Linked DNA regions of Homo sapiens: region 2 is linked to region 1. The links are chromatin loops, found by intact Hi-C in ENCODE. Cell type or tissue: PC-3. All regions are shown on one strand.

Region 1 (8,000 bases):
GTTGAAATTACGAGCCAAAGTGGAGTGATGCGCTAAGCGGAGTGACCTCCGTACTCCAAGAAAAGAGAAAACCCAGGTTCTCTGCTTGTGAAGTGGCTCGAGCTCTTAGGCGTGAGGCATTATTATATAAATTCAAGCTCGCTCGTGATCCTTAGTACCCTGAGTTGCCTGAAGGGGGGAATGGCACTGCCTGCGTGTGCAGTCCGGGAGTTCGAGCCGCCGCGGCAACCGGAGCGAGGAGCGCCCGTCCGCACCACCTGTCCCCGCCGGCATTCCAGAGTAGAGGCCGAATTGGCAGCGAGCCGGCCCGGGTCGGTCGCCGCCTCAGTTCGCGCGGGCCCTCCTAGGGGTGTGTCTCACGGATTCCACACCCGGCCGCTCCTGGACAAGCCCCGAAAGGCGTCTTCTTCCCTGGCGGGAGCCGCGTGCGCCCCGCTTTTCGCGCTGCTGTCCCGGGGCCGCCGCAGGCGGATGCACGTCCTCAGGCGACGCTGGGACCTGGGCTCCCTCTGCCGGGCCCTGCTCACTCGGGGCCTGGCCGCCCTGGGCCACTCGCTGAAGCACGTGCTCGGTGCGATCTTCTCCAAGATTTTCGGCCCCATGGCCAGGTACGTTCTAGGTGAAAGCGGGGTTCGCGCTCCCAGGCCAGGGCGCGAAGGTGCTGTACGGGGAGGGAAGGCAGCCGCGGGGGGTAGAGAAGGGCGTAAAGTTCCAGCTGGCCATTGGTGGCCCGGCTAGGGTCTCCGGAGGGGTGCGGCGCGCATTTGCCCACGCCGCGGCTCCGTCGCTACTGTTCCGCGGGCACCGGCAGCGCAGCGTCTCCGATAGCAAGTCGGGCTGCCGGCCGGCTCATTCCCCCAGGGTAACTCTGAGCCCCCGGCTCCGAGCTCCCTCGAGGCCGCCTACCGGGTGGGCAAGCGGGCGCGGGCGCCGGCAAAAGGAGGGCTTCGGGGCATGCGGGGAGAAACCCGGACAGAGGTGTGCGCTCCAAAGAGGATAGGGGCAGAAGAGCCCGGAGAGTCCGGCGGACGAAGCGGGATGGGGATGGGAGCGGGAGCCACCGAGAGTGGAGCGAGACACGCGGGGGCCCGGACTGGGGGCGTGAGTTGAGGAGTGGGGCGACTGGGCCCGGAGGGGTCCCACTGGGGCTAAACCCCGTGGAGGGGCTCCGGGGAGCTCCGGAGAGCTCTGGCGGGGGGAGGGGGCGAACGGCCCGCGGGAAGGAGTCGGGGTGGGGGTGTGTGTGTGCCGCAGAAGCCACAGCGCTGAGCCTGCCGGGAAGGAAGGAAGCGGGGAAGGGAGCCGCCGCCGCAGCCGCCGCCGCCGTGGAGTACTCGGTGCGGAGGGGAGGGGGAGAGGGGCGCAGCAGCGGCTCCAGGGGAAGGGGGCGGTGCGGGGGCACGACGAGCGCGGGCTGAGCTGCGGGATTGACGTAACGAGCTTGGGTTTCCCCCAGCGTCGGGAACATGGATGAGAAATCCAACAAGCTGCTGCTAGCTTTGGTGATGCTCTTCCTATTTGCCGTGATCGTCCTCCAATACGTGTGCCCCGGCACAGAATGCCAGCTCCTCCGCCTGCAGGCGTTCAGCTCCCCGGTGCCGGACCCGTACCGCTCGGAGGATGAGAGCTCCGCCAGGTTCGTGCCCCGCTACAATTTCACCCGCGGCGACCTCCTGCGCAAGGTAGACTTCGACATCAAGGGCGATGACCTGATCGTGTTCCTGCACATCCAGAAGACCGGGGGCACCACTTTCGGCCGCCACTTGGTGCGTAACATCCAGCTGGAGCAGCCGTGCGAGTGCCGCGTGGGTCAGAAGAAATGCACTTGCCACCGGCCGGGTAAGCGGGAAACCTGGCTCTTCTCCAGGTTCTCCACGGGCTGGAGCTGCGGGTTGCACGCCGACTGGACCGAGCTCACCAGCTGTGTGCCCTCCGTGGTGGACGGCAAGCGCGACGCCAGGCTGAGACCGTCCAGGTGAGTGCGCGCCGGTAGTCGAGCGGGACCCGGGCCTAGGCGGGCGGAGGGCTGGGAGGCGCGGCTGGCCCAAGCCGGGGACCTAGCGCGCACCCTGACGCCCGGGCGTTTGCACCCCGGCTGGGCAGGTGCTGGGCGCCCAGTAGCGCACGTTCGCCGCGCTGTGGCGGCCACAGAAAGGCTTTCCGCTCCGGCCCCGGACTGACCGTCTGTCTGTCCGCAGGGTGGCCTGCGTGATGGTTGGCAGAGCGTGCGGGGGAGGCGGCCGAGCGGCCGGAACGGGGCCGCTGGGACGGGGCATCGTACTCAGTCTCCGCACTGGAGAGCCCTAAAGAGCCGCGCTCTCCGTGCAGCGTCTCTGGATCCCTGCTTTCTTCTACTCTGCACCCGGGTTCCGAAGTCTCCTTTCAGCGCTCTCTTCCTCCTTTCGGCGCCCGCATTCTTCCCTCCCCCCGCTTTCCCCCCTATTTCGTCTATTTGCCTTGTTCTCCCTCTTTCTCTCTTGTGTCCTAGATGTTGTCTGCTCCTGTTTGCTCGCTGTTTCCTTCTTTCCATTCCCCTCTCTCGCTTTTATTCTTTTTCTCTCTTACCCTTTCTGTTTTTCTCTTCTTGCCGGACTTTTATCACCTCGCTCCTTCCCCGCTCTGGCTCTGGTCTTCCCGGGCGACTGGGTGTCCCTCTGTCGCTATTTTCCGACATCCAAGGAGAGCTCATGGTTCCCAGGCTTGCTTATCACTACTGGCTGCATGAGAGGCATCCGTGGCTCTTTGGGAGTGGCGGGGGGCACCCCGCGGACCGAAGGGCGGGCTGGGATGGTGCCCTGGACCCCATGTGGGGTTCAGTCACCAGGAGCCTCTCCTGATTTACAAAAAATATTTAAAAAGCTTGAGCCCCAGCATGGGGCGCTGCCAGCCCATGTTCTGTGAGCCTGGGCTGATGCGGTAAAAGCTGATTTATTAATAGTCTGTAGCCAGAAGCAAGGGTATTTTCCTCCCTCCAGACGCGATGTCCAGTTGCTAGAGGTCATGCAGTACTGTAAAGTGGGTGGTGGTGGGGTGGGGGAAGTGAGTGCTATGGGGTGCAGTTAGTCCAGCCAGGGCTACTGTTTCGCAAGTCTCCTTAAAACAAATCTGGGCTGAAGCAGGGAGTCCAGGGGGTGCACAAGGTGAGTTTCATGGCCTGGAGGCCTCTGGATGGGGTCTCTGGGCCGGCAAGGACATGTCTGTGTCCCATCCCCATCCCCCGGGTGCACTTGGTACCCTGGACAAGGGGATGCTTTGCAGGTGACTGTTAGAACGCAACAACCAGTGTGGATTTTTCTGTCCAACTGCAGCAAATAGAGCCCTAGAGCCCTCTGACTTTCAGATTACCATTGAGATTTAAGGGGAACATCACCCCCTGGCTCTCCTCTTCACTCTCTCTTCTCTCAGTTTACACTGTCCTTTCTCAAATGCTGGAATTGTGTCAGAATCTGCCAAACTTGTATTTCCTTTCCAATACTAACAAATTTTTTCTTCCACCCCAAGAAAACCTTAGCCCCAGGACCTCAATCCATTGGTACAATTGTGTAAGTCATTGTCACAACAATATTCTGGTGTTTAATAAGTTCCCAAACAATTTGGCAATATTGAAAAGAATTTCTCATACTGACAGACCTTGTAGGTGTATTGAGAGGTGGTAATATTTAAAAAGCTCTTCTGGGCAAAAGTAGAATTCCACAGCCATGACTATAGCAGAGAAGTGAAAACAAGGTCTTGGTCACCATGAAAGCCATGGCCTTGTCTGGAGTTCCATGGGGCACATGTGCCTTTACTGATCCTTTTGAACATGTAGGTCAGAGTATGATGTCTATAAACACACATTATTAATGTGGTCTAGATTATCTGTTTGGTGGCTACTGTCCTCTGGCAGATTCCTTCCCGCATTCTCCAGAAGATAACCAGAACCCCTCAAAGCCTCTTGGATTGTCCCAAATTGAAGCAAAATTATTTGAAATGACATAGGATTTTCTTGGTTATTAAAAGGGTGATACTACAGTAGCATCTAGTCTAATCAAAGAGCAACCATGTTCTAAAAAGTCACAGTTACTGGATTTTACGGTGTTTGCAAAAATGAAATAAAACTTGCTAGAGAAATGCATTGCTACCTCAAGGGCACCTTTTTATTTCATTCATTCCTGCCCACCTCCAGAAATATTCACTTTGAAGAATAGGGATAGCCTAGGGGTTCCAGAATTTCTCTGGATGTTGACAGATCCCCTAGGAGGTTGCAGGACCAGTTCTGTGAGTTCTGATAATCTGTAAGAGCTAAGGTGTGCATGTGTGTGTGAGAATGAGAGAGTGTGTGTATGTGACTGTTGTATGTGTCTGTGCGAGGCAAAAATTTAGAGGTAAAGGCAGCTGCACCGATGGTGAAATGTGGGGGTGAGAAGCTGGTGTCTGGAAATGGGAGAGTCTGCTTTTGGGAGTTCCTGTGTCAAACAGCCTCTCCATGCCAGCTGGTGGTCTCTGTGCTCCTCTCAACTGAGGGGAACAACAGTTCCACCTTTCTGGCCTGGGAGTTCAGACAGCTGGGCCTTAGTTCTAGGCCAGCCACTAACCAGCCATGTGACCCTCGACCAGATCCTGTGTAGAGAGTGCACTCCAGTTTATGATAAGCGTTCATATCCCTTATCTCTGGTATTCCTCTGTAAACCTGCACCATCTTCAGCAAGAGGCCAGAGTGGACAAAAGGATCCCCATTTATCAGATGAGAATGAAGCCCAAAAAGGCTAAAGGGCTTCCCCGGGGTCACTGAGTTTTTTTAGCGGCACAGCAGGAATCTGACTGCACTTCTGTCTGACTCCACAACCCTTGCTCTGTTGACTGCACCTTGATGAACAAGGGTTTTTTGCAAAACCACAGTGAGGTCTTGAGTTAGTCATTCCCACAAAGTGAATGAACACAATAAATGTTGGCTGTTGTTGTTATCACCTACATCATTATCATCGTCAGTCATTTTACAACATGTGAGTTTGGATGAGTTTTTGGGCCAGGATTACCACACCCATTGGGAGAAGAACGGATTTCTACATCCCTAAGGCTTTCTATTCACTGGGGATAGGTTTTGTGGCTAGATTGCAGAGGGGTCTTTCATTGCCATGTTGGGAATCCCTGCAAAGCTGAGCAGGATGGGAGCGGGCTGAGGCCTGGTTGGATGAGCTTCAGTAGGAGCCTTCAGCTGCGACAGGAACCACCTACTGACTCACAGCCATTCATCCACATTAGGGAGGTATCAGAGGCTATTGTGGCTGCAAGCCAAGACTCTGAATCCTGCTTCCAGTGCTACATTTGGGATGCTTCTCTGCCTCCGCGGATGGTTAAGTGCTTGGGTGATATATAACTGCTGAATAGAAACAACCGTGATCACGTTGCCTGGAGAGGACAAAGAGAGAGAGAGAGAGAGAGCTTGGCTGGTGAAAGGCTCAAGTTGTTTATTAAGAATAATATTTCTTTAAAAAAAATCAGAAATTGGATTTCATCCATCTGTCTGCCAGTATGTTGTTTGCAGTCACTCAGGGTCCTGCTCATTTTAGAATTTCTGAGACCATTTTTGAAAGTGTATCCAAACATTGTTGCTCACAAGCTGTTAAAAGTCCCAAATTCTGCAGGCTTTTCTTAGGCCAAATTTCCTCTGTTTGTAGCCAACTCTAGTGTGCCATTTGTTCTGTAGAGGGAATTCAGAACTGGGCCCAAAGAAATAGCACTAGCCCCCTTCTTCATCACTAAGTATCATGCTGGCCAGCATGCACAGAATGGGGTTGAGAGGTCAGGGTCCATGGCTATACAAGTCAAAGAATCTGATCATATTCATGTTGTACCCTAGACTTTTAGCATCTCTAAAATTTTCAGTTTGGATGAGTGATTGGGCCGGGGGTACCACACCCATTGGGAGAAGAACAGATTTCTACATCCCTGAGGTGTTTTATTCACCAGGGGTAGGTCTTGTGGCTAGATTGCAGAGGGGCCTTTCATTGCCATATTGGGAATCCCTGCAAAGCTGAGCAGGATGGGAGCAGGCTGAGGCATCTGGAAGAGTAATTAATTATCATCTCAAATCCAGTAGCATATCATTGATGGGAAAGGACTAAAAAGTGTTTGTTTAGATGGAGAAAAGCTTTTTTTGGTCATTCTATTTTTTTTTAATTGTGGGAAAAGCTTTCTTTTATTCCCATTTGTTTTTAAAAGGTGGCTCTATTTTGAAAGAGCTGTAACTATAGAGTGTGTGTACCTGATCATGCCTCACAAGCCCACGCTTTCCCTCTTTCTTCTCCTTGATTTTGCAGTGAGGCAAAATGACACAACAGGCTTGTGATATAGGCTGAGGCATTAAGCAGAATGGACTGTTACAGCCAGTGGTCAGTACTGGTCGTGTGGTTCATCAGGCTCTAAGCTGTTGGGCTCAGTTTTACTTAGCTGAGGATACATTTCTTCAGCTGTCTTTGAGAGCTGTGGTACCATCTTAGCTATTTCATAGAAGAGGGGGAGAAATCTACCATTACAATATCTGTAGAATTCCAGTAGTATTAATTAGCATCTTTGCATGGATGTCGAACATGGTGTTGGAGTCCTTACAAAGCTGTAAGTTCTCAGGTAGTACAAAAGGCTATTCAGAATTAACATCACTTAATAATAATTTTAGATCAGTGCTATGGGGCAATTAAAATGCTAGAGCTTGTCTTTCATGGATATCAGTCATCAACTGAGGTAGTATGTAATGACATTAAAAGAATAGCCATCCGTTTTTTTCTGTCATTCATTAAGCAAGATTTTGTGAAACTGTTCATTATATTCCAGGGAAGAGACATCATTCTCTGTCTCACAGAGCTTATGGTAGAACAGAACAATTTAGTACTTTAGATATTTAATTAAAAAATGGATTTTGTTTGAAAACAATTTGAAAATCAATAATGTCTTTAAAATGTCATACATTTACCAGAATATACAAAAAATAGACAAAAGTCCATCTGTTATGTTGTAGTTTGGGTCTAATCGGCAAAGCAGATGGAGTAACTATTATGTCTCTGGCATGGTGCTAGCAGTTGTGGGGAGATTAGAGCCAAGAAGAAACCAAAAAAGCCAAGATAACCATCTTCAGCCTCAAGTCCATAAAGATTAGCATGTGAAGTGCAGGACTATGTCATGTAGACAGGTGCTGGGAGAGGAAATTTAGATTTTGGACAGGCCCTTTTCCTTCCCTTGGTCTCAGTGTCTTATCTATAAAATTGGAGATTTAAATGACATGCTTTCCAGGGCCCTTTCCTTTCTAAAGTATGAGGAACAGGCCAGAAAAAGGAGACATCCTTTTGAGAAGGCCTCTGGGAGTAGGAGAGTTGTATTAAGAAGAAAGGAGGCATTGTGGGTGGGCACGGAGTCCTCATGACCTTTTGAGGTCCAGCAACCTCACCTAGGCAGGTCTGGCCAGACCCGAAAGGTTCATGCTTGGAGTAATAATGGTTAGGGAAGTAGATGGGGTTAGGCTCCACTGTGGAGGACTTGAATGGCAATGAGGAACCCCAGTAAGTATGAGAAGCTCTTGGATGGAAAGAGTGCAAAAACACCATGAAAGTAAATAAAGGTCGGAGTCTAGGTAAAGCTATCTCCCTGATATCTAGTCTGGAATGTAGGTGGTACCAGCCACCAAAACAGAGAGGTTGAGAAGGGGATCTGGTTCGGGCTGGAGAGTACTAAGAAGTCATGACTGGTTCCTGTTGCCTAGATTTCTAGTGGACAGGACTTATAAGGAGGTGACAACTGGGGCTCTGGGGCAGGTTAGGGCTCCATCGTACATTATATGTGGGAATCTGTGGACCCAGTTAATCTGAATTCACAATTGGCGTTGTTATTTAAGTGATAGCTGCAATTCACATATGGGACTCTTAGCCAAGGAAAAGGATGTTTGAATAAAGGAAAAAAGATCAATAGTTATGATTACATAAGAATAAGATATGCTTATCTGTCAAAAAAAAGCCAAAACGAAAAGGTTT
Region 2 (8,000 bases), 280 kb after region 1:
TGCCCAGCTAATTTTTTTATATTTTTAGTAGAGACAGGGTTTTCACCATGTTGGCCAGGCTGGTCTTGAACTCCTGACCTCAGGTGATCCACCGACTCAGCCTCCCAAAGTGCTAGGATTACAGGTGTGAGCCACCATGCCCAGCCATCAGCAAATGAGTCTATTATGATGGGAATACTCATGCCCCCAGACTAGATCTAGTTTCTCCTTTGATCCCAAGCCTTCTGGTGTTGTTCTCCTTTGAGCCCACTGTCCCTTCTCTGGCCTGTCCTCCTTAATCTTCTTCCAAGGCTATTCTCTTCTCATGCTACACACTCTCCTCATGTAATCTCTTCTAAAGGTTTGAACTACCATAGACTCCCAAATCTCTAAAGACCATTCTTCAGCTGAGATCTCTATATCCAGCTAAGTTCTGCATCCGTCTATCCAATTGCCAACTAAACATCTTACCTAGAGGTACCAACAGGCACACAAAACTCAACATAGCTCAAAACTGAACATGTCATCTTCTTCCACATACTCTCCCCAACAAAAAAAGAAGGCTGTGTTGCGGGAAGTCAGGGACCCCAAACAGAGGGACCGGCTGAAGCCATGGCAGAAGAACGTGGATTGTGAAGATTTCTTGGACATTTATTAGTTCCCCAAATTAATACTTTTATAATTTCTTATGCCTGTCTTTACTGCAATCTCTAAACATAAATTGTGAAGATTTCATGGACACTTATCACTTCCCCAATCAATACACTTGTGATTTCCTATGCCTGTCTTTACTTTAATCTCTTAATCGTCATCTCGTAAGCCGAGGAGGATGTATGTCACCTCAGGACCCTGTGATAATTGCGTTAACTGCACAAATTGTAGAGCATGTGTGTTTGAACAATATGAAATCTGGCCACCTTGAAAAAAGAACAGGATAACAGCAATGTTTAGGAAACAAGAGAGATAACCTTAAACTCTGACCGCTGGTGAGCCAGGTGGAACAGAGCCATATTTCTCGTCTTTCAAAAGCAAATGGGAGAAATATCGCTGAATTCTTTTTCTCAGTAAGGAACATCCCTGGGAAAGAGAATACGCGCCTGGGGGTGGGTCTCTGAACTGGCCCCCCCCCAGGCGTGGTTGTCTTCTATGGTCGAGGCTGTAGGGGTGAAATAGACCCCAGTCTCCCATAGCGCTCCCAGGCTTAATAGGAAGAGGAAATTCCCACCTAATAAATTTTGGTCAGACTGGTTGCTCTCAAAACCCTGTCTCCTGATAAGATGTTATCAATGACAATGGTGCCTGAAACTTCATTAGCAATTTTAATTTCGCCCCAGTCCTGTGGTCCTGTGATCTCGCCCTGCCTCCATTTGTCTTGTGATATTCTATTACCTTGTGAAGTATGTGATCTTTGTGACCAACACCCTATTCGTACACTGCCTCCCCTTTTGAAACTCCCTAATAAAAACTTGCTGGTTTTGCGGCTTGTGGGGCATCACGGAACCTACTGACATGTGATGTCTCCCCCAGATGCCCAGCCTTAAAATGTCTCTCTTTTGTACTCTGTCCCTTTATTTCTCAAACTGGCTGACGCTTAGGGAAAATAGAAAAGAACCTACGTGACTATAGGGGCAGGTTCCCTGATAAGACTGCCAACCCTTCTTGTATGGCTGATATTGGCAAATGGAGCCACAATTAATTCATGTTACAGCATCTTTGATCCCACACCTTCTGGCCTTGTTCTGTACTCCGTGGTGGCTATGGCCCTGTCTGCTATATGCTAGCTAAGTTCTGTCAAGTCAGTACTGCATCCTTGGATACTTACCTTGAATACATCCCTTCTCTCTGGACCTTACTTTTCTATTTCTAAGGATTCCTCTAACTCTATATTTCTAGGCGTCTTTCCCTTGTCTGGGGAGGGGTCAATAAAGAGCCTCACTCTTTGGCTCAGTTAAGCATCTTGGGTTTAACCAGACTGTGATTAAAAACTCATGTGCATGAAGCGAAGTAGATTGGTTTAAGTTATACAAGGTTTAGCGTTTAACAGTGATTAGTGGATGATATAAAAAAGATGTGCTTTGTTTCCATAAATTGTCAGAATTTTAGTCTTCTGTTTTCATGCACACTAAAATAATGCTCAATTTTCCAAATTGTAACACAATACAAAGAGGCTGACAATTGGGTTTCACTTGGAAAGGAAAATTAAAAGTGGTCAATACAGATCACAGAATAGATAATATTTGCAAAGGAGACCCTACTTAGAAATAACACGCATTCAAACAAAGGTATGATGCCTGAATGTGTGATAACTAAGTAGTTTAAAAATTGAAATAGTTTCATCTGTCCCTGTAAATAAACGTGAAGAGAAAAGTACAAAGTCCTTTGGTTTAAAGGGTCAGTGTTTTTAACAGACACATGAACGCATAGTTTAGGGGAACTTTCCTTTCTACCCCAGAAGGCATTTTCAATATCTTGTTGGCATGGCCCTTCTACTTGATTTCTAAGGAGCCAGATGCACTGTTTGCTTTTAAGACAAGGTCTCGCTCTGTTGCCCAGCCTGGAGTGCAGTGGTGCAATCACAGCTCACTGCAGCCTTGACTTCCCAGGCTCCAGCCATTTTCCCAACTCAGCCTCTCAAGTAGCTAGGATGACAGGCATGTGCCACCACACTCAGCTAATTTTGTTTTTGTTTTTGTAGAGACAGGGTATTGCTATGTTGCCCAAGCTGGTCTTGGACTCCTGAGCGCAAACAATCCTCCTGCCTCAGCCACCCAAAGTGCTGGGATTACAAACATGAGCCACCACACCTAGCCCAGATGCACTTTTAGGTATAGATGCATTTGGCCCCCTAGAAAGTACTCAAGATGCCAAGTTCAGCAACAAGGAAATATTTGAATACTCTTGGCTTTGGGCACAACATGGAGCTAGAGAATGGGTACCCCATGCCCCAATGTCAAAATCAGCAGTCTTGGTTAAGTAGGACCAACCCTGCCTCAATGACCCAACTTGTTCAAGTTCTAGCTATAAAGACAGAATATGACCTCAGCTCTTCCTAATTTCAGTGCCCAAGCTTTTTCCACAACACCAGGGCTGCTTCCAGTTAGTATGGCAACACCATTCTCCAGAGTTGCTAATTTTCACTGGTTTTACTCTACTTGAGTTTCCTATCTGTGGGCACTAGAGCTAAGAAATACTTCTGCAATAGGCTGTCACTTTTTAGTCATAAAGTGTGAGTTAACATATAATTTGAACAAAAAGCCAAAGCCACATGACTCCTTTAGTAAACCTCTAACCTAGTTTGCGTCAGTCAGTCAATTCAATTCAGTAAACATGTTAGAAGCCCAATTTACCAGGTATGGTTTTCAGTCAGCAGGTGCTGAAAACCTTGTATATGGCAAGTGTGATCAGAGATATTGTGAACAGATGTGAATACAATTTGCCCTTGTCCTTAAAGAAGTTAATATGTAATGTGCAGGCAGAGTGGACATTCTTGAAAATCCCATAAGAACATATTAAGTAGAAAGTGAAACAAAGTGGTAATTCACCAGGGAGGAGGAAATGAGCCTCTCCACCAACACTTAGTTCGTATCATTCTGTAGTGTAAAATCAGAATCTCACCTCCAAATGAATAGGCTGACTGACTTCTCTTTGTTCTCCGTGTGCTAATTCTTGCCATTGCAGTTGGCTCCTTTGGCTTTTCCTAAAAAGTTCACTGAGAATTTTCTGGCCTACTCTGGGGACTCCCTAATGTGTAATGTTCACCAACTAGGCTCCAGTTGTGAATTTTTAATTATGCCGGATCATTTTCAGTAAATAGAACTTCGGGCTCAACTAATGCTGTCAGATCTAATCTTTGTCTCACCTGCTATGGAGCTCCACTCTGTGGTGTTTGCAGTAATTGCCACTTCCCCAGGAAAGAGGAGCTTTTGCAGAGATGGATGTCAGCAGCCCTTTGCATTCTCATCTGCCCTCCTCAGAAGCCCTACAGCGGGGCACTTTATCCAGCAGATTTGAATTTTGATGTTTGGAAAGTAGAGACAATGGATACAGCTGATTGTTCTCTTTCAATTTTCACCAAGTGTGATTGTCTCATGCTTCCTGTGAGGCAGTAGTTCTCAAAGTGTGGGCCATAGACAGGAAACATTACCGTCATCTGGGAACCTGATAGAATTGTAAATTCTCAGGTCCCATCTTAGACCTGCTGAATCAGAAACTCTGGGGGTCCCTGCCACCTGCATTTAAAAAATACTCTAGGTTATCTGATGTATGATTAAGTCTATGAGCCCACTATTGAGAGAGAACTGTTTCAAACTAAGGATAAGCATAATTTCGTTCTATTTTGTGAAAATTCTCATAACTCATTTTTCTGATTTACAATTCTTCAAAAACAAAAATCCTAATTTTCATAATGGAAACTCACATTTACCTTTGCTTTCCCTAACTTTCCCAAGCATAGGCAGTTGTTTCCTGTTTTATTTCCCTAGCATTTTTTCACACTTGTTTATTCCACTTGGTACATTACATTGTTATGTAGCTGTTAACATGCTTGCCTTCTCCACTAGCCTTGGGGCCACCTGCCGGCGGGAACCTTGTCACACTCATCATAGTATCCCCAAGGCTACATAGTAAACACACATTAAAGGGCACAGAGTAAACACATTCAATATTTTCTGAGTGGATAAATTGGTTAACATTGTATAATTTTCAAAACTAGGTAATGGCCTTAAGAAGTACGACTGGCAGAATAGGAAACTGAGACCCAGAGACATTAAAGGATTCAGTTGGTAAGAAGTTGCAGAGGCAGGGCTAACAACAAAAGCTTACCTCAGTATGGGAAAGGTGATGGCCACAGGTCCCTCAAAACTGGCCTAATACACTAAACTCCACTCAGGAAGCTTGGGATACTTTGGCTCTTCAAGGGCAAAGCCCTTGATTTACTCCCAGACAGGTTGCTTTCTGCCCCAAAACCAAGGATGCTAAGAGAGGGTAGCTGAGGTTGCCAGTTAGTGAGACACGTGCAGAGACTGAGAATCAAGAGGGAAGGGAATCATGTAAAAAAAAAAAAGGAGATTTTAGTACTATTGGAGGTATAAATTCTAGTACTCGGTTAGGCCGTGGTAAAGAGAAAAGATGTGAACTGCAAGTGAAGCCAAGGTAGAAAGCTCAATTTTGCTCATTTGCCAGAGTGTCCTTCTTACACCAAGGTGAAAACAGCATAGGATGTACTCTGTGAGGTATTTGTTATAGGAATGGGCTGCCAATGATTGCCACCAATCTCTTGGTACCCAGCTTGCCTTGTCATCTGTAAGCAATCTGGGTGGGCTGGGAGAATGGGGAGAAGCAGACTATGGGCATGGGATGAAGAAAGCCACTGGCCTGCACCAGGAACGAGGCCTTCACTTTCCCTCATTAACCTTAGCATTAATCTCTACATAACTAAGTTACCTGATTTAGATGCTTTTACTTGGACCTCTGGCATACAAGTCTTTGTAACGCAGTTGTAAATCCTCATAGAGTGGGGTGGGAGTAAACAGATTCTGGCATAGGATGCTTCTTGAAACACTCCTTAATCATAGTGGATCACTGTCTCATCAGGCCTCACTGTTTATCTCATGGCTTTGAGTCCCACTTTGGAGCAATGACCGCACATCTGCCTTGTCTTTCTTCTTGAGCTCCAGTTCCATTTCTCTAATTGCCTACTGGGACACTGTCCATCAATACCCCAACTCGATAGGCCCCAAACTGAATCCGTCATCTTCTCCTCTAGTCCAGATCTCCCTCCCAACTACTCTCTCTTTCACTGGCAGAGTAAATTTGTTCTCAGTCATCCAACTTGCAAACCTTCTCAGTGACTTTCATTTAGGGTTTATTCTCATTCCCCAAACATAGTCAATCCCCAAGTTCTGTCATATTTTCTTTTGCCATGCCAGGCATAGTTATTTTCCACCCCTATAACTGCCATTCCAGCCCAGCCTCTCATTATATTTCAGATCTCAATTACCCCAAACCATCCAATTCCATAACTATGGTTTCTGCTCCTCAATCCCTGATGTGATGGAGAAGCCCAGAGTTAGATGCGAACGCAACAGTTTTATAATACCACTTACAATTGTTAGATACCGTTCTATTGGCCTCTGATAGTTTGTAACTACGGTCCATACTGTTGGTAAAGACACATGGGATTAGTCAGCTTAAATGAGAAAATAATATAATTTAGAAACTGACTCATGTTCTTTCTTGATCCCAATGAGGCATTCAGGGACGTGACTGTCACTCTCTGGGCAAAAACAACATGTACCAAGAGGTGAAGAGAGCAAAATAGCAACAAAAATAAATGAGCCCATTGCTGCAGTCCCTGATGCCCTGTGGTGAGCTGCTAGAGTGAAAAGTTAATGGAATGGGAGAGGGCAAGATAATGTGAGCGCCCTGGTTGCCTTTTCCAAGAGCTTTTCAATTCCAGAGTAACTGTGAGCTTCATTGTGAATGGTTTACCTGATCAGTATAATTCCCTCTCCTTTGTAGATAAGAAGACTAAGACAGCAAGAAGTTAAATGCCTTGCTGGCAGCCAGGATTAGAACCTGGGATTCCTGAATAAATGCTTTGAACTTATGAGGCTGCTTCTGAGAGATCATAGTTACACTGGGCTTCATAGCAATAAAAATGAGCTTTTCCCTTCCCTCAGAAATCCTGTTATTATCCATAGTTAGGCAAAGGGAAACTAGAAGAGGATGCTAAATAAAAGCACATCTCAATGAACTGAACTATCTTTGCCAGGTGATTATCAGAAATATAGATAATGAGCGTAAGATACTTAAAGGGGCAAGGACTCTAATTTAGACACCTCGGGCAAAAGAAGTGAAAAAGTTTGGAACAAAGAAAACCACTCAGGACATAACCTAACAAGATAGAAAAAAATGAAATGCGAAAGTATTATCAGCTTTAATTAAAGGAAATCAATATTTGAAGAGGTGTCTTGCTCAACAATAGAACAAGGGCAAACATACTTCAGAAATGTGAGTCTCTTAGAAAAGAGAAAAGCAAGTTTTCATGGGGAAACAACCACGATTGAAAAACCTTTCAAAAGATGACGACTTGGTGTATCTGTTGGAGAGGGGCCTGAAGCACCTGTTGGGGAGGCCGACTAGATGAGCTTTTATCCCTGGGAGAGTCTGTTTTAAGTGCATTTTTTCAGTCAGGGAGTGTTCAGGAGCCTAGAGGCATCTCTAGGGAGTAAAGAATAGCCAGTATTTCCCTCAGAGAGACTTGAAACAAACCCTCAACAATAAAGTGGGTTTCATCTCAGTTATCACTTACAAGAACACACATTGGAAAACATTAAGGACTATACAAATGCAACAGATGTGTTATTTCAGAGGCACTCTGCAACCATCCAAGCAAGCTTGCTTGAGAATCCTTTCTAAGCTCACGTTTTTTGTGATGCACATGATGACCAACCTTCAGTGACTGGAGTCCAATTCTCCCAGACCATTCCTCTTCAGGGATGGAAGATATGTGACATGTGTCACCACTTCCTTCTCTCAAACTGGTGCAAGACATTAATACTCAATCATGACACTTCTTTCCATTGAGCCCAAATGCAGCTTTTTCATTTATTTGTTCAATGAATACCTCTTGACTGCCCATTTAAAAGTGAGTTGGAGAGACAGATAAATAATAAAATATAAGCAACACTACGAGCACCACATGCTAAGTGCCTAGTAAAAGATATGTAGACAATAAATATCATAGCCAAACCTGTTCTCTTGAAATACAATTTCAATTTCCTGGGACCCTGAAAATTAATTCTTAAAATTTCAGTACTATTGTAGTTGTATCAGCACAACTATTTTTCAGGGATCTGAGATGAATTAATTCCGAAAAGAGCTTACAAAGGAGATGCAGAAGTTTCTATATGCCACCCATCAAAAAAGTGAGTCAGGTGTGTTTTAAGCCACAGGGTTCTTCTCCCACAATTAGCTTTGACCAAACAGCAAAACTCAGATTGGAGTGGGTCTGATTGCCA

What was found. Hi-C counts contacts between places; a loop is a spot of excess contacts. Peaks named below come from ENCODE experiments on the same cell type or tissue, not always from the same donor. Only the 100,000 strongest peaks of a DNase experiment are listed, where the experiment ranks them.
Region 2: it touches region 1 in a loop (6-fold over the local background); 1 of 110 quality-filtered maps calls a loop at or near these places.

The regions. Positions count from the first base shown.
Region 1 is chrX:132,950,783-132,958,782 of GRCh38, reverse strand. It overlaps HS6ST2 (heparan sulfate 6-O-sulfotransferase 2), which reads left to right and starts at 154. Exons shown (of 5, transcript NM_001394073.1): 1 at 154-608; 2 at 1,457-1,975. The coding sequence starts at 181. LOC124905219 (a long non-coding RNA gene) reads right to left here and starts at 1,348. Exons shown (of 2, transcript XR_007068337.1): 1 at 1-1,348. RefSeq lists an enhancer at 275-775. In PC-3, no CTCF peak of the experiment used is centred here; DNase peaks (open chromatin) are centred at 4,242, 4,902 and 5,232; H3K4me3 peaks cover 3,866 bases; H3K27ac peaks cover 3,551 bases.
Region 2 is chrX:132,672,861-132,680,860 of GRCh38, reverse strand. The region is part of intron 3 of HS6ST2 (heparan sulfate 6-O-sulfotransferase 2); the gene reads left to right. Among named protein-coding and RNA genes, the nearest start is that of HS6ST2-AS1, 9.2 kb to the right of the region's middle. In PC-3, CTCF peaks have their summits at 3,666, 3,865 and 4,568 (motif pointing left); no DNase peak of the experiment used is centred here.